Linked DNA regions of Homo sapiens: region 2 is linked to region 1. The links are chromatin loops, found by intact Hi-C in ENCODE. Cell type or tissue: B cell. All regions are shown on one strand. Links, peaks and the distances in the headings refer to the core of each region. The heading gives the core; the rest is flanking DNA.

Region 1 (12,405 bases), core at 2,692-10,691:
TGAGCACCCACAGTGGTGCCTTCTGGGGAGGGTCGTTTTCACGTAGTCCAAGAGCCAGGGGTGGGAACCGCGGGGCTCTCACCCCAGCGCCGGGAGGGGATGAACAACTTTTGGATTTTGAATTTAAGTGTAGGATTTCGTTTTGTCAATCTCCAACCCTAACACCCAAGGAGGCAGAGAATAAGAGCAATATACACTTCTGTGATGCCATTCATGTCTGCATTGATTATTTCTCCGTCGAACTTGAGTAAACAGGCAGTTTAACCTCCCAAGCATCTGTAAAGTGGGCATATTAATAATTCCCACTTCTCAGGCTTGATAACGTCAATCAGGTAACTGGTACAGTGCCTGACACACCTTCATTGCCCTCTTCTCTTGGAACCAGTGGAGCCTACAAAGCAAACAGATGTGCTTTGTAACCAGGAGTATGAATTCTGCTCCAGGAGAGCACGGGGGACTTTGTCATATTTTGGGAGTTGTAATTTCATTAAATTCCAGCCAAAATTCATAGGCAAAAACTTAAGGAAATCTTGTCACATAAAGGGATTCAGCAAAGGTACACCAACCACCTTGCTAGCCAGGACACAGTGAGATGAAAGTTAAAAGCATATGACAAGCTTCTGGGTCAAGCATTCTCAAACAGTACTAGCGATAGTATTAATGGGTTTATCCTCTATAAAGAGTAATTTGGCAATAGCTTTCAAAATTACAAAGGCATATATGTGCAGCTTCAGTGATTCCCCCTCTAGGAATTTCTCCTGCAGACATACTCCAAGATTTTCAAAATGACAAAAGTTTAAGAATATTAATGGGACTGGGCGCGGTGGCTCACACCTGTAAGCCCAGCACTTTGGGAGGCTGAGGCGGGCAGATCACTTGAGGTTAGGTGTTTGAGACCAGCCTGGCCAACATGTTGAAACCCCATCTTTACTAAAAATACAGAAACTAGCCTGGCGTGATGGTGGGTGCCTGTAGTCCCAGCTACACGGGACACTGAGGCACAAGAATTCCTTGAACCCGGGAGGTGGAGGTTGCAGTGAGGTGAGATTGTGCCCCTGCACTCCAGCCTGGGCGACAGAGGAAGACTCTGTCTGAAATAATAATAATATTATTAATGGTAGTATTGTTTTTTAAATAAATGATTGGAAGTCATCTACACATCTGTGGATAGAGGATGAGTTACATCAATTGTGATGTATCCATATACTGGAATACCATGCAGCCATTTAAAATAATAAGGTGCAACATCATCTATATAATATTCTTGCAAAAAAATGTTTAACCTAAATCTATTATGAGGAAAGAAACAGAAATTCAAGTTAAGAGAGATTTGCAAAATGCCTGGACACTCAAAAATGTCAGTGTCATAAAAGACAATATGGACTGGCGGACTGTTTTAGATTACAGTAGACTAGAGACATGACTGTTAAATGAATGACTTTTTTTCTTTCCATTTTTTTTTGAGATGGAATCACCCAGGCTGGAGTGCAGTAGCGTGATCTTGGGTCACTGCAACCTCTGCGTCCCAGGTTCAAGTGATTCTCCTGCCTCGGCCTCCCAAGTAGCTGGGATTACAGGCACCTGCAAGCACACTCAGCTAATTTTTGTATTTTTAGTAGAAACAGGGTGGCCCCATATTGGCCAGGCTGGTCTTGAACTCCTGACCTCAGATGATCCGCCCACCTCGACCTCCCAAAGTGCTGGGATTGCAAGCCTGCGCCACCGCACCCGGCCAAGGCCCTTAGTTTGAGATAGCCTGGCCAACATGGTGAAACTCCATCTCTACTAAAAATACAAAATTTAGCTGGGCTTGGTGGCACATGCGTATAATCCCAGCTACTCAGGAGGCTGAGGCATGAGAATTGCTTGAACCTGGAAGGTGGAAGTTGCAGTAAGTCGAGATGGTGCCACTGTACTCTAGCCTGGGTGACAGAGTGAGACTTTGTCTCAAACTTAAAAAATTAAAAAAAAAAAAATGAAAAAAGAAAGGTGCAGAGCAGAGTATGCAGAATGCTGCATTTTTGTGGAAATGCTCAAAGACTGAGTCTGAAAGGAGACACAAGAAAGAGGTGACTAAGGATGTCTCGGAGAGGAGAACTGGTTTGGGGGAGGGGACATTAGGGGTAAACAGGGGACTTCTTGCACTTACCCCTTGAGACCTTTTGAATGGCATGCCATGTGCCTGTATAAACTATTCAAATTGCAAAAAAATAACTTCAAAGAAGACTGTTTCTGGGAAAGCACTTGTGGTCAGAAAACCCCAGACTCGGATCTCCTATTCCCCATTTGTAGACTTGATGGTAAACCCAAACAGAAGGAAGGAAAGCCAGTGACTTTCATATCTGTTTCCACATCTTATCCTCATTACAACCCTGTGAACCAGTTAGGTTTTATCGGGCACATTTGACAGATTAGGAAAATTGAGGCTCAGAGAGGCTCGGTGAGATGCTGGCAGAGCTGGGATTGAAACAGTCTTGACTATGACTGTACCTGGCTCCTTCCCTCCTGCAGGGGACCTCTCCAGGCACTGAGGCCTGTGGCGGGGGGTGGCAGGAGAGAGCTCAGGGTGGAAGATGTGGGTGAGGTTTACTTCCAGGCTGTGGTGCTCACTAAAGCTCCTTTCCACTGCGACTTTCACAAGGGGGCCCCTCAGTCAGGAAACAGCAGTCTAGGATGCCGGGCAGCCAAACCAGGGTTTGATTTACATGTTCTCACACTACTGGTTGGGTGGTTTATTTGGGAAGGTAGGAGCTAACTCAGCCAAAGATCCTGTTCTCTGAACCCATCTGGGTTGCTTTTTAACATCTCTATAATCCCTGAAGATGTAGATTTTAAAAAATCACTTGATTGATTTTTGTCAAATTATATGCCTTAAACAAACTAAACTTTTTCATTAAATAAATTATATTTTATTTTTTATTTTTTTGCGATGGAGTCTCATTCACTCTGTCATCCAGGCCGGAGTGCAGTGGTGTGATCTTGGCTCCTGGCAACCTCTGCCTCCTGGGTTCAAGCAATTCTCCTGCCTCAGCCTCCTGAGTAGCTGGGATTACAGGCGCCTGCCACCAAGCCCAGCTAATTATGTGTATTTTTAGTAGAGACGAGGTTTTACCATGTTGGCCAGGCTTGTCTCAAACTCCTGACCTCAAGTGATCCATCCGCCTTGGCCTCCCAAACTGCTGGAATGACAGGCGTGAGCCACTGTGCCTGGCCTTCATTAAATAAATTTAAAGAAATAGATGAGTGTTACCAATTCAAGCAATGAAGTATTTGGAGGGCAATTTGGTGTTTCTGTCAAAATTGTTTTGGTATGTGTCCAGCATTTACACAGCAAATGATTTATCTTTCCCTGTGGATATACTCACCCCACTGTTCAAGGATACATGTCCAAAGATGCATTGCTTATGAAGCAAAGACACAAACCTAGAAAGAGCTGAGATGTCCCTCAATGGACAGCTGCTTCACTTAAGTGTAATCCATCTACGCGGCGGAATGCAAGGTACCATGGTTGAGAAAAAGAAAGCTGGCTGGATTTGCTGACCTAGAAAGAGATCTGCAATATACCGTTAAGTAAAAACAACAGTAGAATAATATGATCCCATTGTGAAAAAAAAAAAGTTAAAAACACATAGAGGTATCTATGTTTTAGCAAACATAGAAAACAATGTATAAGATCCAGCAATTTGGCTGGGTGTGGTGGCTCATGCCTGTAATCCCAGCACTTTGGGAGAACAAGGCGGACAGATCACCTCAGGCCAGGAGTTCAAGACCAGCTTGGCCAACATGGTGAAATTCCATCTCTGCTAAAAATACAACAACAACAACAAAAATTAGCTGGACATGGTGGCGGGCATCCGTAATCCTAGCTACTCAGGAGGTTGAGACAGAAGAATCCCTTGAACCTGGGAGGGGAAGATTGCAGTGAGCTGAGATCTCACCACTGCACTCCAGCCTGGGTGGTGATAGAGTGAGACTCTGTCTCAAAAAAAAAAAAAAAAAAAATCCAGCACAGCAATCCCACTTCTGGATATTTACCCAAAAGATTTGAAATCAGTTTGTTGAAAGATGTCTGCACTGTCAGGTTCATTGCAGCATCATTCATAATAGCTGAGTTATGGAATCAACCTAAATGTCCATCAACAGATTAATGCATAAAGAAAACGTGCCACATATTTACAATGGACTACTATTCAGCATTTAAAAAGCAGAATGGGGACTGGAGATTTTTTTTTTTTTTTTTTTTTTGAGATAGAGTCTCCCTCTTTTGCCCAGGCTGGAGTGCAGTGGCGCGATCTCGGCTCACTGCAAGCTCCGCCTCCCGGGTTCATGCCATTCTCCTGCCTCAGCCTCCCGAGTACTTGGGACTACAGGCGCCTGCCACCACACCTGCACCTGGCTAATTTTTTGTATTTTTAGTAGAGATGGGGTTTCAACATGTTAGCCAGGTTGGTCTCGATCTCCTGACCTCAAGATCCACCCACCTCAGCCTCCCAAAGTGCTGGGATTACAGGCGTGAGCCACCGCACCCAGCTTTTTTTTTTTTTTTTTTTTTTTTTTCAAACAGAGTTTCACTCTTGTTGTCCAGACTGGAGTACGGTAGTGCAATCTTGGCTCACTACAACCTCCACCTCCAGGGTTTAAGTGATTCTCCTGCCTCAGCCTCCTCAGTAGCTGGTATTACAGGTGCATTCCACCATGCCCAGCTAATTTTAGTATGTTTAGTAGAGATGGGGTTTCACTATGTTGGCCAGGCTGGTCTCAAACTCCTGACCTCAGGTGATCCACCTGCCTCAGCCTCCCATAGTGCTGGGATTACAGGCATGAGCCACTGCCTCCAGCCTGGAACTAGAGATTGATGGCCAGGGAAATTCTGTCATTTGCGACAACATGGATAAAGATGGAGAACATTATGCTAAGTGAAATAAGCCAGGCCCAGAAAGACAAGTGTCACATGTTCTCACTTATATGTGGAATCTAAAACAGTCAAACTCATAGAAGCAGAGAGTAGAATGGTGGTTACAGAGGCTCGAGGACGGGAAATGGGGAGATGGTGGTCAAAGCATACAAAATCTCAGATAGGAGGAATATGGGTTTTTTTTGAGACCTATTGTATGGCGTGGTAAATGTCATTAATAATAGAGTATGGTACATTTCAAAATTGCTAAGAGAGTAAATTCAAACAGTCTCATCACAAAAAAGTTAAGTGTTTGAGGTGATGGATATGTTAACTAGCTTTAATTATTCCACGTTGTATTCATAGATCATAATGTCACTTTTTACCCTATAAATATGTAAAAGAGTCCGGGTGCAGTGGCTCACAGCTGTAATCCTAGCCCTTTGGGAAGTCACGGTGGGTGGATCACCTGAGGTCAGGAGTTCAAGAGCAGCCTGGCCACCATGGTGAAATCTTGTCTCTACTAAAAATATAAACATTAGGTGGATATGGTGGCAGGCGTCTGTAATCTTAGCTACTCGGGAGGCTGAGGTGGGAGATTTGCTTGAGCCTGGGAGGCGGAGGTTGCAGTGAGCCGAGATTGTGCCACTGCACTCCAGCCTGGCCAACAAAGCAAGAGTCTATCTCAAAAAATAAATATAAAAAAAATATAATATATGTATATAATATATATAAAAGAGCTAGGATTTGAACCTGCAACTCTTCACTGTGATGTAGGCCCCGTCTATCACGTATGAACTATGAGCCTGCTGAGTGCTGGGTGCTGAGCTGGGAGCTCCCACTGTTCCCCAACACTGCGTCTCAGAGTTCCCTGATGCTGGAAGCCTGGAGGCCCTCACAATTCTAGGGTGTTTTTAGAATATCATTGTGGGGTGAAAGCAGGTTCCAGCTTCCCCAGGTGGAAGGTTCCAAGAAGCACCCGGCCAGCTCTGAGAAGTACCCGGCCAGCTCCTCCACTCTGCCTGACAGGGAGGGGACTGTGAGGGTTGGGACACGTCCTCTTTTAAGGCTCTCTCTTGCTGGCTTCTGACCACTTCCTCTTTTTCCTGGGGTGGAGGCGGCTGGCCGTGGCAGCACTAATAGCAGCTGGGGGCGGAGCAGGCCTCCAAAAACCCTCCCGGAGTGGCTCAGCCCCTCGGCTGAGGGCAGGAGAGCAAGAGTCCACTTCAGCTTCCATCTGAGGTCTCTGTGAGCCCCCAAAGGAGGGGCTGGGAGAGGTGGTCCCCTTAGCTCCCCCTCCCCAGCCAGAACAGAATCACTGACCCTGAGGCTTGGCCTGGGCTGCATCTGCTTCCAGCAACTTCCATGAAGGACGTGACTGTAGACGAGGCCCACTCCTTGCACGGCCAGGGCCCTCAGGGTGCCCAGGGAAGTGAGGGCCAGTGCTGGAAGCTCCAGCCTAGCACTGGGCACCTCCCCGGTGAGTGGCTGTTGGGGGCAGAGCTGCCAGCAGGGAGAGGACAGCTATGAAAGACGTGGCTCCAGGCCTTGCACTGCCACCTGTCAACTCGGGGCTTTGGGCAGGCTGCTTTTCTCCTTTGGGCCTCAGTTTCCTCATCTGTGTAGTGGAGACCAACCACGGTACTTCGAAGGTCTGTAGAAATTCCTGGTACACAGCAAGTGCTTAATAATGGTATGAGCTACTATTAGCTAGTGCCTGTGGCTCAGTCTGAGCTGTCCAGGGTGCCCCACCAGCTTCTGCTGAGGATGGCCAGTGGCAGCTCAGCTCTGCTCCCGGCCTCGCACCCTTCCACACCCCCTCGGCCCTGCCTCTCCCCGCCACCTCAGCCTGGCTTCCCACCTGTGGCAGGTGCAACCAAGCTCAGGTCCACACAGCACGAGCTTTAGTTTTCCCACTCACAGCCCCATTGAGCCAATTTGGTAAAACATCCACATTGGTCATTGGTGGGTTATGCCAAGTTCAGCATTGTGTTAAAGTCCTGGCAGGTTTTTTTTTTTTTTTTTTTTTTTTGTATTCTGGTTAAATATGTATAATATAAAATTTACCATTTTGACCATTTAATTTAATTTTTTTTTTTTTTGAGATGGAGTCTCACTCTGTTGCCCAAGCTGGAGTGCAGTAGTTGTATCTTGGCTCACTGATGCCTCCACCTCCCAGGTTCAAGCGATTCTCCTGTATCAGCCTCATTAGTAGCTGGGATTATAGGCGCACATTACCACGCCCAGCTAATTTTTGTATTTTCAGTAGAGAAGGGTTTCACCATGTTGGCCAGGCTGACCTGGCCTCAAGTGATCTCCCTGCCTTGGCCTCCCAAAGTACTGGGATTACAGGCATGAGCCACTGCACCCAGCAGTGCTGACTTTTGGGAGGGGATGAGGGAACCAGGAGGTGACAGATGCCACAGCCACTAATGCAGATGCCACAGCCATGACTGTAGGATGGGGAAAATATGAAGGGAGCTCAGCCGTTTTATCTCCAGGAGAAGCAGCTGGAGGGCTGGGAGAGGGCCTGGGGAGTGGGAAGTGGCTGCGGAGGTGAGACTCCCCCATCCCTGGGCCAACAGCCAGGGCTCCATGGTTGGGCTAGATGGTCCCACCTTGGGTGGAGGCTGAGCCTGTGTGAGGCGCTGCCCTGTGTCTTCTCTTGCCTGGCCTGGCCGCCATCACAGGCCCACCCCCGGGGAGAAGATTCTAGGAGGAAAGTCCAGGCCAGGCCTGAAAGGACTTCGCTCCTTGGTAACTATCCCTCAGGGTTGACCCAGTGACACAGGTTCTAGGGACCCACTTCTAGGTTTGCCGCCTCCATCTCCATCTCCGTCTCCACCTCCACCTGAGTTGAGAGGGGATGGAGAAGCTTCCTGGGGAAACTCTGCCCTTCTCCACCCATCCCCACCTCCTTCCCTTCCCTCCCCATCTCATTCCCTCCCCTCCCCACCTCCTTCCCTCGCCTCCCCCACCTCCTTCCCCTGTCACCTCCTTCCCGCCCATCCCCACCTCCTCCCCTCCCCTCCCCACCTCCTCCCCACCCCTCCCCACCTCCTCCCCTCCCCTCCCCACCTCCTCCCCACCCCTCCCCACCTCCTCCCCACCTCCTCCCCACCACCTCATTTCCACCCCTCCTCACCTCATTCCCCTCCTTTCCCATCTCCTTTCCATTTCCTTTTGCCTATACCTTGTACCAAGCTGGGTGGTGATCCACTTGGAAATTCACAAAGCAGTGCACAGCACTTCACAGTTTGTCAAGGACCTGGTAAGGTGTAGGTGCTCAATACTTGCTTTAGTGAATGAATGACTGTGGGGCCCCATGGCAGAGCTCACTAGTGGGAACCTCACGTGTCTCCCTAGCAATGTCAAAGGCCTGTCTGAAGTATGTGTGGGAGGGATCCCCAAAAGGGACACCAATAACTGCTCTGGGATATTTAATAAAATATGCTATGAAGATTGAATGGAATAATGTGTAGGAAATGCCTGCTACATTGTAGGTATTCAAACTTTAGTTATCATTATTATCTTTTATTTTAAAGAATAATCTGATTCTGGATCAGAAGCAGTGACTCCCACAAAGGTCATCAAAAAGGGAATGGTGCAAAGTGAGAGAACATTGGCAGAGGAAGAACCAGCTGTGTGTCCTTAGGCAAATTGCTTACCCTCTCTGAGCCCCCATTGCCTGATCTGTCAAATGGGTCTGGAAATCCTCACTTCCTCTGCTATTGTGGTAGGCATCAGATGAGATAAAAGATGAGTTCAGTCTTAGCAAGCAGGGAAGAGAAGCCCAGCTGAGCTGAGAGGTGGCTGACAATGGGAAACCACCCCAAGCCTGTTCCTTTATTTTTTATTTTTATTTATATATATATTTTTTGAGACAAGGCCTCACTCTGTCACCCAGGCTGGAGTACGGTGCCGTCATCGTGGCTCACTGCAGCCTTGACCTCCTGGGCTCAAGTGATCCTCCCGCCTCAGTCTCCCAAGTAGCTGGGGCTACAGGCATGCACCACCATGCCTGGCTAATTTTGTATTTTTTTTTTTTTTTGGTAGAGATGAGGTGTCACTATGTTGCCCAGGCTGGTCTCAAACTTCTGAGCTCTAGTGATCTGCCCACCTCGGCCTCCCAAAGTGCTGGGATTACAAGCGTGAGCCACCAAACCTGGCTTCAGCCTGTTTCTTTAACGTCAGCTTCTCTTATTTTTTGAGACAGAGTTTCACTCTGTCGCCCAAGCTGGAGTGGGGTGGTGTGATCTTGGCTCACTGTAACCTCTGCCTCCTGGGTTCAAGTGATTCTCGTCCCTCAGCGTCCCGAGTAGCTGGGATTACAGGCACCCGCCACCACATGCAGTTAATTTTTGTATTTTTAGTAGAGATGGGGTTTTACCATGTTGGCCAGGCTAGTCTCCAATTCCTGACCTCAAGTGATCCGCCTGCCTCGGCCTCCCAAAGTGCTGGGACTACAGGTGTGAGCCACTGCACCCAGCCTCAGCCTGTTCCTTTAACATCAGCTTCTGAAACTATCTCTGCAGAAGTTCTGAGGGTACCCCTCACTCAAGCTCCAGGCGTCAGGAAAAGAACATTCCACGAAGTCCATCTGGAAGACGGTCCTTTCCCTGCTGCCCCCAGGTAAGCACATGGCCTCCAATCTGTCCTCGACCAAACCCTGACTCCAGGCCAGTCAGCAGCACCGAGCCTGGCCTGTTTCCATGGAGAACAGGAAAGGCACCAGTGTGTCTGGGAGGAAAGACGGCTTCCTGTTCAAAGCCACAGATAGGATGGCCATAAAGCAGGGTAGTAGAATTGTCATTATTCCGCAAGATCAAATAGGGCTGCTAAGCCCAGGAACCGTCGGGGAGGCCCAATGGATGGGCCACATTTCCCCTGCAAGGCCAACTGGCAAGTGGCCACTGCCCCCTACCGCCTTTCAGATAGGGCTTCCTGTAGGAGTATGCTGCTATGCCGGGCTATTATTGTCAGTATTCACTGAGTGCATAGTATATGCCAGTCACTGACCTCAGCGATCTGTAAGATTTATCTCCTTTAATCCTCAGAACAAACTGCTATCTTATACGGCAGCTATTATTATTAACCCCATTTTACAGATGAGGGAACGGAGGCAGAGAGAGGTTAAGTATGTTGCCCAAGGTCACACAGTGGAGGAGCCAAGCCTGTACTCAATCCAGGTCATCTGAAACCAGAGCTTATGAAGGTGACCACACCATACAGTGTCTCAGGACAGGGGAGGCCAGGCACAGAGGTGGTGGGGGAAAGAAGGAAGCTAAGTGAGAGGTACCAGGTCCCAAGTGAACCCCTCATTAATACTGGTGTTGAAGAGGCGTGGACTTCGTGAGGCGGGTGTTATTGGCACTGTTTTACAGATAAGGAGCTGAGAGCCCAGAGAGACAGTGAGTTGCCCAAACAACAAAGCTGCGTTTGAGCCTAGATGTGTCTACTGCACAGCCTGGCTCTTCAGTGAGCTTGCTGCCTTATCCTGCTTCTTCAGCAGTTTGTTCCGAGTCTGATCTGTCTTGAGAGCCCCACAGCCTGGGGCACAGGCCTGGAACACACACACCGCGCCTCTACGCCTGTTTTTAGAAATTGTGTATGGGATTCCAGTGGTTCCTACTTGCTGCTACTTTGGGCAAAGGAGAGGAAATGTGGTAGGAAGTGTAGTGACTCTGTATCTTGGTGAGTGGTTGTTTGCCTGAGCTCAGATGCTGCTGGAATGAAGAGTTTTGAAAAGACAATCATTTTGGAATAGTTGCATCTCTTTTACTTTTGGGTGAGTCAAAGGAAAAAGGGAGCTCTAGGAGGGACCACATTGGAAATTCCATCCACCCACTCATCCACCCATCCGATCATTCAATCATCTCTTTATCCAATCATTCATCCATTCATCCATCCACCCACCCATTTTCTGGGCTCCAATTTTCTGCTAGGCCCTGGAAACAAAACACACAAAACCCCCAAACAAACAAAAAAACAAAAGAGTAAAAGCCTCATAGAAAAAAAAGCTGTTTAGTGACCAGCCTGGCCAAGATGGTGAAACCCCGTCTCTACTAAAAATATAAACATTAGCCGGGCGCGGTGGCAGGTGGCTGTAATCCCAGCTACTTGGGAGGCTGAGGCAAGAGAATCGCTTGAATCCAGGAGACAGAGGTGCAGAAGAGCCGAGAAAGCGCCACTGTACTCCAGCCTGGGTGACAGAGTGAGACTCTGTCTCAAAAAAGAAAAAAGACAAGAAAAAAGAAAAAAAGCTGTTGTTTCACATTTTCCTCCAGCACTTCCTATTTTTTACATTTGGAAAAGAGCTTTATTGAGATATAATTCATGTATCACGCAATTCACCCATTTAAAGTGTGATTCGATGGCTTATAGTGTATTCACAGAGCACTGACATCATCACCACAATCAATTTTTGAAACTTTTCATCACCCCCAAACAGAAACCCAGTACCCCTTAGGCCGTCACTCCCTATACCCCCTTCCCCCACCCCTTCAATTACTCATCTACTTTCTTTCTCTGTGGATTTGCCTATTCCGGACATTTCATGTACATAGAATCATATAATATGTGGCCTTTTGTGTCAGGCTTCTTTCACTTAGCATCATGTGCTGTCGTTATTGTTGCTGTTTTGTTTTGTTTTGTTTTTTGAGGCACTGTCTCGATCTGTCACCCAGGCTGGAGCGCAGTGGTGTGATCTCAGCTCTCTGCAGCTTCCACCTCACGGGCTCAAGCGATCCTCCCACCTCAGCCTCCTGAGTAACTGGGACCACAGGCGCTCGCCACCAGGCCTGGCTAGATTTTTGTATTATTTTGCAGAGATGGGGTTTCGCGGTGTTCCTCAGGCTGATTTCAAAGTCCTGGGCTCAAGCGATCTGCCTGCCTGGGCCTCCCAAAGTGCTGGGATTAGAGGTGTGAACCCTCGTGCCCAGGCTCACTTAGCATTGCATTTTCAACGTTTATTCATTTTGTAGCGTGGATCAGCAAATCGTTTCTTTTTATTGCTGAGTAATATTCCATTTTATGGATAGATCACATCTGGTTCATTTGTTCATCAGTTGACGGACATTTGGGTTGCCTCTCCTTTTGGCTATTATAAATAATGCTGCTGTTAACATTTATGTGTAAGTGTTTGTGTGGATGAGCTTTCATTTCTTTTTGGTATTTACCTAGGAGTGGCCTTGCTGAGTCATACAGTAGCTCTGCGTTTGACCTTTTGAGGAACTGCTAAACTATTTTCCACAGCAGCTGCAACATTTACTACTCCCACCAGCAGTGTAGGAAGCTTCCAATTTCTCCATATCCTCACCAATACTTGTTATTGTCCATCTCTCTTTTTTTTTTTTTTTCCTGAGACAGAGTCTCACTCTGTTGCCCAGGCTAGAGTGCAGTGGCACAATCTCAGCTCACTGCAACCTTTGCCTCCCAGGTTCAAGCGATTCTCCTGCCTCAGCCTCCCGAGTAGCTGGGATTACAGGTGCACACCACCATGCCCAGCTAAT
Region 2 (12,405 bases), core at 2,271-10,270, 79 kb after region 1:
CCAGCACACCTGGCTAGTTTTTTGTATTTTTAGTAGAGACAGGGTTTCACCATGTTGGCCAGGCTGGTCTCCAACTCCTGACCTCAGGTGTTCCACCTGCCTCGGTCTCCCAAAGTGCTGGGATTATAGGCGTGAGCCACCGCGCCCAGCCCGAGATGCTCTAATCTTTTAGAGCAGTAATAGTAGGTTGGTGCAAATGTAATTGCAGTTTAATTGTAACTTTAATGGCAAAAATTGTGACAACTTTTGCACTCATCTAATAGGAAACACACTCCCACGTAACCATCTCCTGAGATCCCTTTCCTTGACCCATTCGGTAAATATTTACTGAGCCCCTCCACATGCTGGAGACTCTGCTTGTCACCAGATTGACCAAAGCAAGGTCTTGTCCTTCAGGGGTTCAAGTCTTAGGAAGACAGAGACAAGATGACAAGGCTAAGATTGTCACATAGGGTGTTAGGTGGATCGTAGAGAAAGAAGACATAGAAATCAGATGGCATTGGACCAGAGAAATTTTCTCAGATGTCAGTGAAAGGAGCTTTGAACTTGGAGCGAGCTCTGGAAATGTTGTCTGGTCGCACTGGGTATCTAGTAAATATTTCAAACTCAACGTGTCCAAAATGGAATTTGTCACCAAAACAACGGAGATCTCTGCCTTTAAAACCTATTCCTCCAGTTTTCCCCATTGTGGTAAGAGATACCACCATCCAGCCAGGTCCCCATGCCAGAAAGCTAGAGTCCTCCTCGGCCCCTTTGCCACCTTCATTTCTGGCATCATGTCCACCTCCTGGTTCTTGGGGTTCATCACTGTTTGGAGATGTGCTTCCCTCTGCCACGGCAAGGCTCCAGGATCCTAGGCTCAGAGATGGGGGAACCGAGAAAAGCATCAAGTATGATCTGTGTCCTCACCTAGGTGCAGTAGGAGGTCAGTGTAGGGGTCCATGGGCAGGTTCCCTGGGCTCCAGTTTCAGCTCTGCACTTACCAGTGTGACCTTGAGGTCAAAGTGCTCGACCTCGTGTGCCTCAGTCTCCTCACTGATAAAATCGCAATAATAGTAGGACCTATCTCACAGCAGTGTTTTAGAATTCAATGTAACAAGCACTTAGAATAACACATGTTCAGTCAGTGATAGTGGTGGTTGTTGGAGGAAGCTTCTCTACAATACTCAGTGCTTCAAATGGTGATAGCAGCAGCCACTCATTAACCACGTCCTCTCAGTGGTCTTATTAACCTCTGTCCTTGGCGCTTTAAAAATCCTCCTCATGCTTTTTGACGAGTCTACCCATTTTATAGATGGGGAAACTGAGTTTCATAAAGTAGCAAGAACCTTCCCAAAGCCACTTAGCTGGAACAGCTTTACCGTGATTTTCTAGTATGACTCTCAAGGCTGCCGGAGACAATTTTGAGTAATTGCTGGGTTTTTAAAAAGTTCTTCTTCTGTATCCATTTGAGGTCTTGGTTTATCCCTGCTGGAGATCCGCAGAACCAGCCTCCTGCCTCCTGTGGATCCGATGAGATGACTGAAGATAGGACACTTGATCCTGGACTTGTTTCTACTTCCAGCCTCCCTGTTCCCCTAGGGAATTTCCTCATGTTTTGCAGATTCCTAAGCCCCATGATTGTGCTGTGGCCTAGGGCTGCATGTCCTTGTTGACCTTGCGCTGAAATAAGACTCAGGGGATGCCCCTCAACGGGATGTGTGGTAAGGTGCATGGTTAATCTCATACATTATAGAGGATTGCTGGGTTTTTTTTTTTTTGGGGACAGGGTCTCACTCTGCCACTGAGGCTGGAGTGCAGTGGTGCCACTATCGCTCACTGCAGCCTCAGCTTCCCAGGATCAAGTGATCTTATCTCAGTCTCCCAAGTACCTGGGACCACAGGTGTATGCTCCCATGCGCAGCTATTTTTTGTATTTTTTTTTTGGTAGAGCTGGGGTTTTGCCATGTTTCCCAGGCTGATCTCGAACTCCTAGGCTCAAGGAGTTCACCTGTCTTGGCTTCCCAAAGGGCTGGGATTACAGGCATGAGTCACTGTACCCGGCCTGCATTTATTTCTTTAAAATCCTACTTCCTCTGTTTCAGATGAGGGATCAGAAACATAAATACCTGCAGGCAGCTGGATAGGTGACCTAAATAAGAGAAGCAGGTTGTATCTAGGGGACAAATGACAATAAACACAGGCTGCACACTGGGAAAGTTCTAAGGGTGGTGGGAACCGTGGTTAACGGGGAGTCAGTGCATGTGTGCCTGGTGTAAAGTGGACAGATCCTACGTCATGCTGCAGGCTCAGGGTCCACAGATCTGCAGTTGGAAATGTAGGTTGTTACTGTGAAATCTCCTCATTTAAAAAAAAGCGTTGACGCCGCCAGGCACGGTGGTTCATGCCTGTAATCCCAGCACTTTGGGAGGCCAAGGTGGGTGGATCACCTGAGGTCGGGAGTTCAAGTCCAACCTGATCAACATGGAGAAACCCCGTCTCTACTAAAAATACAAAAGTAGCCAGGCATGGTGGCGGATGCCTGTAATCCCAGCTCTTTGAGAGGCTGAGGAAGGAGAATTGCTTGCACCTGGGAGGCGGAGCTTGCACTGAGCCGAGATCATGCCATTGCACTCCAGCCTGCGCAACAAGAGCAAAACTCCGTCTCAAAAAAAAAAAAAAAAAAAAAAGTTGACTCATTGAAACACACAAATAAGCAAAATGATCTTCACCTGACAAAACACTCCTGTACCCTGATGCAGTTCCCAGGCCAACAACTTGTGAAGTCTGTTCCAGACTGTTGAGAAATGTCATTTTTTTTTTTTTTTTTTTTTTTTTTTTGAGACAGAATCTTGCTCTGTCACCCAGGCTGGAATGCAGTGGTGTGATCTCGGCTCACTGCAAGCTCCGCCTCCCAAGTACACGCCATTCTCCTGCCTCAGCCTCCTGGGACTACAGGTGCCTGCCACCACGCCCGGCTAATTTTTTTGTATTTTTAGTAGAGACTGGGTTTCACCATGTTAGCCAGGATGGTCTCGATCTCCTGACCTCGTGATCCACCCATCTCGGCCTCCCAAAGTGGTGGGATTACAGGCGTGAGCCACCGCACCCGGCCGAGAAGCGTCATTTTTATTCTGTGCTGTGGTGTGGTGCCTCTTCCTTTGCTTTTATGAGCTGCAGTTTTGATCAGCGAGTCCTTGCGGGTCAGCAGAGGGTCTTGAGAAAAGGTTGCTTTTACAACCTTAAGCAAGTTATAAAAGTCGTCTGAGACTCAGTTTCCTCATATAGAAGCCAGCCGTCACAGCCTCAGCCTTCCGAAGCTGCTGTGATGATTGAACAATGTGGCATTTTCCTGAGTGCCTGGTGAAGTCGGGTACATAGAAGGTTTCAACAAATGTGAATTTATTTCCCCTTAACTTGCATTCCTTTTTCTTTTCTGAATGCCGAGGTGGGTGGATCATGAGTTCAGGAGATAAGAGGCTGTATCTTACCAACTGCATTCTGATTTTACAGGAGATCACAGAATGAATTTCCTGTGTGGGCCATTCTCTCAAACATTGCTAGTCTCAGGAATAGTCAGAAAAGCACAGGACCTGGCTTTTAATGATGACAAGGACTGCCCCCTCTGCCCTGTCTTTTTTGTATCTGTGATTTTCATTCATTAATGGGGTAGTTAGTAGTTTTTATTTTATTTTATTTTTTTTGAGACGGAGTCTGGCTCTGTCACCCAGGCTGGAGTGCAGTGGCACGATCTCGGCTCACTGCAACCTCTGTCTTCCGGGTTCAAGCGATTCTCCTGCCTCAGCCTCCTGAGTAGCTGGGATTACATGCACACACCAACGTGCCCGGCTAATTTTTGTATTTTTAGTAGAGATGGGATTTCACCCTGTTGGTCAGGCTGGCCTTGAACTCCTGACTTCAGGTGATCTGCCCGCCTCGGCCTCCCAAAGTGCTGGGATTACAGGCGTGAGCCACCGTGCCTAGCCAGTTTCACCATGTTGACCAGGCTAGTCTCGAACTCCTAAGCTCAGGTGATCCACCCTCCTTGGCCTCCCGAAGTGTTGGGATTACAGGTGTGAGCCACCACACCCGGCCCATTTCTCTGTTTTATATTGCCATGATACCTTTGCCAAAAGTGAGAAATTAACATTACCACATCGCTATCAAAGTTCCAGAATTTATTTGGACTTTAACAGTTTCTCCTCGTATGTTCTCCTTCTGTTCCAGGATTCATCCAGGACACCACATTGCACCTAGTTTTTGTTTATTTCCATCGATATGTAGAGGTGTTTCTTTCTTTTGAATTGCTGTAGAGCATTCCATTGGTGACAAGAGCCATTTTGTCCACTCTCTCCTGCTGGGCATTTGTGCTGAGTCCCTTTCTCCTTTGAAATTGCAGAGGGTGCTGTGGTAGCTGTGGATGGGGAAGGAACCTCTGAGTGGGGGGGCGTGTGTATTTCCAGCCTCAGTAGTGAGTGCCAAATCGCTCTCTAGGGGGCTTATTCTACCTCTCGGTGGCATCCCCACTAGGTGCCAGGCACTTTCCTGCTGTGGACCCATGAACGGGCAGTGCTGTCTTGCCTTCAAGGAGTGGAGAGATTAAATATATAATAGTGGCCGGGTGCAGTGGCTCATGCCTATAATCTCAGCACTTTGGGAGGCTGAGGCAGGGGGATCACTTGAGCCCAGGGATTTGAGAATAGCCTGGGTAACATGATGAAACCCTGTCTCTACAAAAAGTACAAAAATTAGCCAGGCATGTTGGCACGCATCTGTGGTCCCAGCTACTTAGGAGTCTGAGGTGGGAAGATCACCTAAGCCCAGGAGGTTGAGGCTGTAGTGAGCTGTGATCATGCCACTCACTCCAGCAGTGTCTTGTCTTTTTCTTCTTCTTTTTTCTTGAGACAGAGTCTTGCTCTGTGGCCCAGGCTGGAGGGCAGTGGTGCTACTTTTGGCTCACTGCAACCTCCACTTCTTGGGTTCAAGCGTTTCTTGTGCCTCAGCCTTCCAAGTAGCTGGGATTATAGGCGCATGCCACCACCACTGGCTAATTTTTGTATTTTTATTAGAGACAGGATTTCACCACGTTGGCCATGCTGGTCTTGGAACTCCTGACCTCAAGTGATCCATAGGCCTCAGCCTCCCAAAGTGCTGGGATTACAGGCATAAGCCCCCATGCCTGGTAAGACTGTGTCTTAAAAAACAACAACAAAAAAATGTGTGGGGTGTGTGTGTGTGTGTGTGTATATATATATATACACACATATATTTTATATATGTATATATATGAATGAAATGGCAAAATCATCTGCCAAGGGCTGCAGCTGACTCCAGAGGACCCTGGAGGAGACTGACAGACACAGTGTGTGATAGTGGAGGGGGATGGGAAGGGTGAGGGGGGCATCGGGCTTCTGGATGACTGAGGGTATATGCAAGTGCAGAGACAGCGTGACTAGAATGTCCAGGCAGGAGAGGGGAGATGGACAGGCACTGCGGGTCATGAGGGTTTCAGAGAGCATACGCAGTGTGTCCCAGCTGGTGACAACCTTGCTCTTCCTACAACCAACCATACACATTTCCATCTTGGGGCCTTTGCATTTACTATTTGCTCTGCCTGAAATATTCTATCTCAGACATCAGCCCAGATGTCACCACCTCTGGGGAGGCCTCCCTGATAACACCTTCTATGAGAGCCCCTCCCTCCTGGTCACACACCATGCTTTGCTCTTCTTTGGTTTAGTTTTTGTAGCACTTGTGATTGCCAAGTGTAATAAATATTGACTTGTCTCTGTCTCCTCCTATTAGAATGTAATTCTTCGAGGCCAGGAATTTGGTCTGTTTTATTCATAGCTGTATCCCCAGCTCCCAGAACAGTGCCTGGCACGCTGGCTTTTACCTACTCTTTGTTGACCTAATGGCTGAATGAACGGACGTGACCATCATCGTGAGAATCTGTGGATAATAGCAGCAAACATTTAAACACAGGCTGTGTGCCAGGCACTGCACTAAGCACTTGGCCATGAACTTGGTCTCCTTAAATCCTCATGTCAATGCCACGAAACTGGCCCTCTCTATTTGTCTCAGTTTTACACCTGGGGACATGGTGGGGTTAGTATTTGAACCTCATCCAACCCCATACTCCAGTTGGGACCCCTGGCTGGGTCTCTGACCAGTGCTGGGAAAGAGGGAGGCAGGTAGATTTCAGCCCCAAGCTGTGGAGTCCAGCAGGCATTTGTACCCCGAGTGGGACTCAGATCCTTGTGTTAGGGGGAACTTAGGCCAGAAGTGCCTGGGCTAGAGGGTAATGGGGACCCCAGGAGGCTCCCCGCTCTTGCCCCAATCCTGCCTTGTCTGAAAGGGAAGGAAGGCTCTTACCTTCTAGCTGTCTGCAACAGGAACTGCCGGGAGGCCACGCTAGCCATCCCCCAACTTTGGTTTGCAAAACTCTGAGCCTGGTGGGGAAATGAAGGGCTGGCTTGCTAACCACAAATGAAGACTCATTTGCACAGGCAAAGCGGGGGCAGGGGTGACTCCTCTTGCCCTAGCGGAAGGGACTGACTTCTGCAGGCTGCTGTCTTGCTGGAGCCAGTCATGCCCCACCATTGAGCCTGGGCACTCGGACACAGTTACCAGCAGTGGGCTTTGTCGTCCTCCGGCCTCAGTCTTCTCCTTTGATAAATGGAGGGGGGGAATAGTGATATTGTGGCGATTCTGTGGCACTCAAATGAGGAAATGCACATAAAGCCTTTGCTCAGTGCCTGACTCATGGTGAATACTTGGGGGGATATTCACCATCATTGTTAACAGTGGTAGTGGTCAGAGGTGGCAGTCACCATCAGAGCCTCTCTCCTGGGCTCCGCTCCACATGGCAGCCACATTTTAGGAATAATCCTCAGATTAAGCAAAAGAGGTTAAGTGAATATTCCCTAATGCATGCTCTTCTTTTCCTTTTTGAGTAGAATCTGTCCCCACCCTGCCTTTTTTTGAGACACGATCTCACTCTATCACCCAGGTGGGAGCGCAGTGGCATGATCACGGCTCACTGCAACCTCTGTCTCCTGGGTTCAAGCTATCTTCCCACCTCAGCCTCCCAGGTAGCTGGGACTACTGATGTGCACTACCATGCCCAGCTAATTTGTGTGTGTGTGTGTATGTATTTTTTGTGGAGATGGGATTTTGCCGTGTTGCCCAGGCTGGTCTTAAACTGCAGAGCTGAAGCCATTCTCCTGCCTCAGCCTCCCTTAGTGCTGGGATTACAGGCATGAGCCATTGCGCCCAGGCAGAATCTACCATTTTAATTACACTTCTGTGAGTGGTATGATATCCAGTTGACTGCGTGAGGATCAGATCCCATTCTTGCAAAGCTAGAGAATGAGGCAGAGGCCTGCCATCCTTGCAGCTAGTGGGAGACCCTGTGGGTGACCCATTAGCCATAAGAGAGCAGGCTAAGTGCCCAGATAGGAAGGTGTCAGCGTGTGAGGCCCAGGCAGCCAGTGGTCAGCCGATACTTGAAGGCCTCCTGTGTGCCCAGCTTGCTGCTGGGGCCATGACAGTAACTGAGGGAAACAAGTCACGCTTGTGAGATGTGATGAGGACCTGGAAAGGGAAGTCCAGAAGCGGAAGGCAACCTCTCAGAGAGGGGGTGTCTTGTGGGGACTTACAGCCAAGGTGAGGGTGCTTTCCTGCTGGCACCCACCTCGCAGAACCCATTCCTTCCCTGAGTCTGGTCTGTGAGAAGAGCCCACAGCATGAGGATACCACGTTTGGGGTTCAGCAACCCCAGAATGAAAATCACCCTTTAAAGAAGGAGTGCTTTACCTTTCTGTGGGGGCCACAGCCTGGTTGTGTGTTAGAGTCACTGGGCTCTGGAGAAGCTTCTGGAGGACTGGGGCCTTCTTTCGCAATCTGTCCACACCCCCAGGGTCCTTTTTCCTGGACTGTGGCTCCGGTCGGTACACGGGTCCTGAGCCAGTATTCTGGCCCGGGGTGGCCGTTCCCTGTGGGTGAGGAGGAGGCACCTGGAAGCCCCTGGCCTCTCCTGTTAATCACTGACAAGGTAAAAGGATACTCCTGCCTGTTTTTTTTTTTTTCAATTTCAAAATTTAAAAAAATCTTTTTTTTTTTTGAGTCAGGATTTCACTCTGTCACCCAGGCTGGAGTGCGGTGGTGTGATCACAGCTCACTGTACCTTCCACCTCCTAGGATCAAGAAATGCTCCTACCTCATCCTCCTGAGTAGCTGGGACCACAGGCATGCACCACTACTCCTGGCTAATTATTATATATATTTTTTTGTAGAGGTGGGAACTTACAGCCAAGGTGAGGGTGTTGCCTAGGCTGGTCTCGGAATTCCTGGGCTCGAGCTGTCCTCCTGCCTTGGCCTCCCAAAGTGGTGGGGTTACAAGCATGAGCCACGGCGCCCGGCCTCCTGTGTGTCTTGCCTAACGATTGCCTTTGGCGATGGGAGTGCTGAATGCTTCTGGCATCTCTCTGTCTGCAGAGGCTTACCTGACTTCAAAGGAAGCATTCATCTTTAGCCAGAAGCTAGCAGGTTCACCCCAAGGTTTTCTGAGAGGTCATTCAGGGAGCAGCTGCTGGAACGTGGGAATGGGGACAGGAGGTAACTGGACTTACCTTGTCTCCGGGCCTTCCACTGTGGGCCACCCGCACAGACTACCCTGGTGTCTTTGGCATCAAAACCCAGCCAGGTGGCCTTGAATGGGTGACTTCATCTTCCTGGGCTGTCTCTGGAAAATGGGGCTTTCTTCCCAAGATTGGTGGGAGGATTAAAGAGATGTTGAGGTCAACTCTGACACCTATTAAATGTTCAGTAAGGGGGACCTGGTTTGTTCTCTGTCCCAGTAGGTGTTTCTGCCCTGAACTTGACCTCGGAGGGCTCGGTGTTCTGCTGGCTGCTGGCAGAATTGTGAGGGCGGTCTGTGTGAGAGTCTTAGCCCAGGAGCCGGCGCGGGTGGTGTTGGAGAACTCTGGGCCTGCAGCTAGACTGGCAGGACTCAGACCCCAGCTTGCCCAACCTGCCTGAGCCTCAGTTTCCCCTTCTGCAAAATGGAGTTGATGATAATGGTAGTTACTTAGGGCTTTGGGAGAGACCGCTGAGATGATGGACAGAGAGCACTCGTCACGTGGTTGATAGACCCTGGATCTGCAGAGCTGCTGCTGCTGCTGCTGCTGTTGGGAGTTTCAGAGCTGGGGCTCCTTGAGGGATGTTCCTGAGAGGAAGATTCTGGTAGGACCCACCTGGGACAGGGTGAGATCTGAGCAGGGTGGGGAGGAGAACCCACTGGACCAAGGCATGGCTGCCCTTTACAAGGGCTCCCAGGACGAGGACAATCTCCTTTAACAAAACCTCCTGCCAGTCCCCAGAGCTTCTTGGCCATGAGCTGAGGAGTTTTTATTTGTTCCTTTGGTCTTTTATGGCTAACTCTGGATTCCTCTTGGGTGGATGGGGAGGCAGCCTTGGTCCATTGTAGAACTGGGTACTACTGCAAAAGTGCCAAGTCCTTGCTGTAATCTGCTCTCTGGAGAACAGACCCTGTGGGCAGGGGAAAGGCCCATTGCCCACCTCCTGGTGTCATGAACACTGTTTTTCTCAGTGGGAGGAGGTGGAGGTACCCAAAGAGGAGGAAGTGGCCTTCCAGGTGCCACTTACTTGGTTTGGTGTCAGCTCTGTTATTGATTCACTGTGTGACCTTGGACAAGCTCCTTGTCTGCTTTGAGCCTTAGAATTTTATGTCTGCAAAATGGGTATAATAATGACTCCTCTGTCGTAGGGTGGCTGGCACGAAATGGGATAATTTAGGTGAAGCAGTTAATATACTACCTTACGTACAGCTAACACTTAGTAAGTAGCTGTTATAATAATAATGAAGATGGCCGGGTGTGGTGGCTCACACCTGTAATCCCAGCACTTTGGGAGGCCAAAGCGGGCAGATCACCTGAGGTCAGGAGTTTGAAAGCAGCCTGGCCAACATGGCGAAACCCCATCTCTACCAAAAATACAAAAATTCGCCGGGTGTGGTGACACTACTTGGGAGGCTGAGGTATGAGAATCGCTTAAACCTGGGAGGTGGAGGTTGCTGTGAGCTGAGATTGTGCCATTGCTCTCTAGCCTGGGCGACAGAGCAAGACTCGGTCTCAAATATAATAATAATAATAATCATAATAATAATGATAATAATTGAAGATAATAGGAAAACCATGTTATTACCTATATTAGTGTCCTGTGGTTGCCATAACACAAGTGCCACAAAATGAGGGACTTAAAACAGAAATGTACTTATTCCCTTGCAGTGTGGAGCTTAGAAGTCTGAAATCAAGGTGTTGGTAGGGCAGTGCTCCCGCTGGAGGCTCTAGGGGAGGATCCTTCCTCTCCTCTTCCTGGCCTCTGGTAGCTGCTGGTGACCCTGGGTGTCCCTTGGCTGGTGGATATTGGCACTCCCATCTCTCCCTCTGAGTGTGTCTCTGTCCAAATTTCCCTCTTACAAGGACAGTAGTCTTGGGTTAGGACCCACCCTAATCCAGCATGAGCTCATCTTGACTACATCTGCAAAGACCCTATTTCCAAAGAAGGCCACATTCACACATACCAGGGACTGGACTTCTATGTATGTTTTTGGGGGATGCAGTTCAACCCCCAACATTACCCGTTTATACTTTCTTTCCAGGGCCACCAAGGACAAGACCAGAGTCATTTTCATCCTGAATTGGTGTCAACTAGTGTTTTCATACCCTAGAGACTATCCAAATGACACAGCTGACCCAATCCCTGCATTTCTCAGAGGGGGAAACTGAGGCCCAGGGAGGTAAAATGACTCTCCCAAGGTCACACAGTAAGGTAGTGGCAGTGGGACTGGATCGTGGATCTCCTGGTGCCCTGTATTGGCCCACGTGTCAGCCATGGACTCGTATTCCCACTGGTGGAGCCAAGAGGTTTTTGCTGTCTGCAGGGGAGAGCACTTTGGATCTTGGCTTCTCGTTTCATCCTTCCCTTGGTAGTGGTTAAGAGTGCAAGCTTTGGGCCGGGCAAGGTGACTCATGCCTGTAATTCCAGCACTTTGGGAGGGTGAGGTGGGTGGATCACCTGAGGTGAGGAGTTTGAGACCAGCCTGGTTAACATGGTGAAACGCCATCTCCAACAAAAATACAAAAGTTAGCCGGGCATGATGGCACACTCCTTTGGTCCCAGCTCCTTAGGAGACTGAGGCAGGAGAATCGCTTGAACTCAGGAGGCTGAGGTGCAGTGAGCTGAGATTGTGCCACTGCACTCCAACCTCAGCAACAGAGCAACACTATGTCTCAAAAACGAGTGCAAACTTTGGAGCCTGGCCATTCAGGTTCAAGTTCTGGCTCAACCATTGTGACCTTGAATGAGTCAGTGACTCTCTCTGCTTCAGCCTCCCCACCTGTGGAAGGAAGACAGTCATCTCAGCCTTACATGAGTGCACAGGTGTCAGGACCCCTGCTGTGCACACGGGCATGTACTCAGTGTTTCTGTGCATGTGGTTTCCCTTCCCTTTCCTCCTGTTTGGTTTTCTCTGAAGCCGAAAGGTCCTTAGTAGGAAGTTGAGGACCAGCGTTCTCCATGGGAAGACTCAACATCAGTTACAACTCTAGAATTTATTCCAGGCCATCCAAGTTAAGGTAGTTGTCTGTATTTTGAGAACCTTTCTCTTGCTGTAAAAAGCAAACAAAAACAAAAAAAGACAAACTAGCAAACTCAAAGAACGAGAATACATATACATGCAGTGCTGCTTCAGATGGAAGTCAGAAAAGTGTGTGATCAAATGAAAGGCTGTTGTTGAAAGGGAAGTCTGCATTTACTCTTCTGCCAGTTCTCAGACTACCTCAACTCCTTGCTGACATTCCTAGGAATTGTGGTCCCAGCTGGCTTCTATAGCTGTGTGACCTTTGCCTTTTCCAAACGAGTGGGCACCCTGCAGGCCACTTCCTCTGGGTTTCAGTGCCCAGCTTATCAGGAGGCTGCATGAACATCTATTTCTAGCTGGGCGGGAAATAGGACGGGTCCTGGCAGAAGGCGGAGCCCAGAGGTGGCTGGTAGAATCCCCTGGGAGGAGTAAGGGATGCTCTCCGCAGGGACCCCCGTGTCGTGGGTGCCATGGCAAAGCGTTAACAACAGGCAGTGCCTAGGGAGCCTGAACCAAGGTTGGGAGTGTGGTTTCCTTCTCAGTTCCCTTTCCGTCTTCCTGATTATGACAAGAACATCTGTTTGGTACCAACATGTGTTTTTTTTTTTTTTTTTTCTCCTTGATGCTGTGCATTTTTTTCCATTGGAATTTTTGTTGAGATAATTGAAGAATCACATAAAGATGTAAGAAATGATACAGAGAGATCTCATGTGAACGTTACCCAATTATCCCCAATGGTAATATCTTGCAAACCTGTAGTG

The links. Peaks named below come from ENCODE experiments on the same cell type or tissue, not always from the same donor. Only the 100,000 strongest peaks of a DNase experiment are listed, where the experiment ranks them.
Region 2: a loop joins it to region 1, with 2.8 times the contacts of the local background. A loop is called at or near these places in 2 of 110 quality-filtered maps.

What each region holds. Positions count from the first base shown.
Region 1 is chr16:81,746,441-81,758,845 of GRCh38, forward strand. It overlaps LOC105369213 (a long non-coding RNA gene), which reads left to right. Exons shown (of 4, transcript NR_189584.1): 3 at 9,430-9,526. It also overlaps a transcript of PLCG2 not described here. Among named protein-coding and RNA genes, the nearest start is that of PLCG2, 27 kb to the right of the region's middle. RefSeq lists enhancers at 1-70, 2,392-2,461, 5,626-6,234, 6,235-6,842, 12,001-12,060 and a silencer at 694-886. In B cell, for the core only: no CTCF peak of the experiment used is centred there; a DNase peak (open chromatin) is centred at 6,001; H3K4me3 peaks cover 966 bases; H3K27ac peaks cover 3,151 bases.
Region 2 is chr16:81,825,444-81,837,848 of GRCh38, forward strand. The region is part of intron 2 of PLCG2 (phospholipase C gamma 2); the gene reads left to right. LOC124903731 (a long non-coding RNA gene) reads right to left here and starts at 6,451. Exons shown (of 2, transcript XR_007065139.1): 1 at 6,355-6,451; 2 at 4,143-4,393. RefSeq lists enhancers at 5,801-6,382, 6,383-6,964, 7,655-7,704, 11,540-11,729. In B cell, for the core only: a CTCF peak has its summit at 6,517; DNase peaks (open chromatin) are centred at 2,704, 6,448 and 7,608; H3K4me3 peaks cover 3,278 bases; H3K27ac peaks cover 7,745 bases.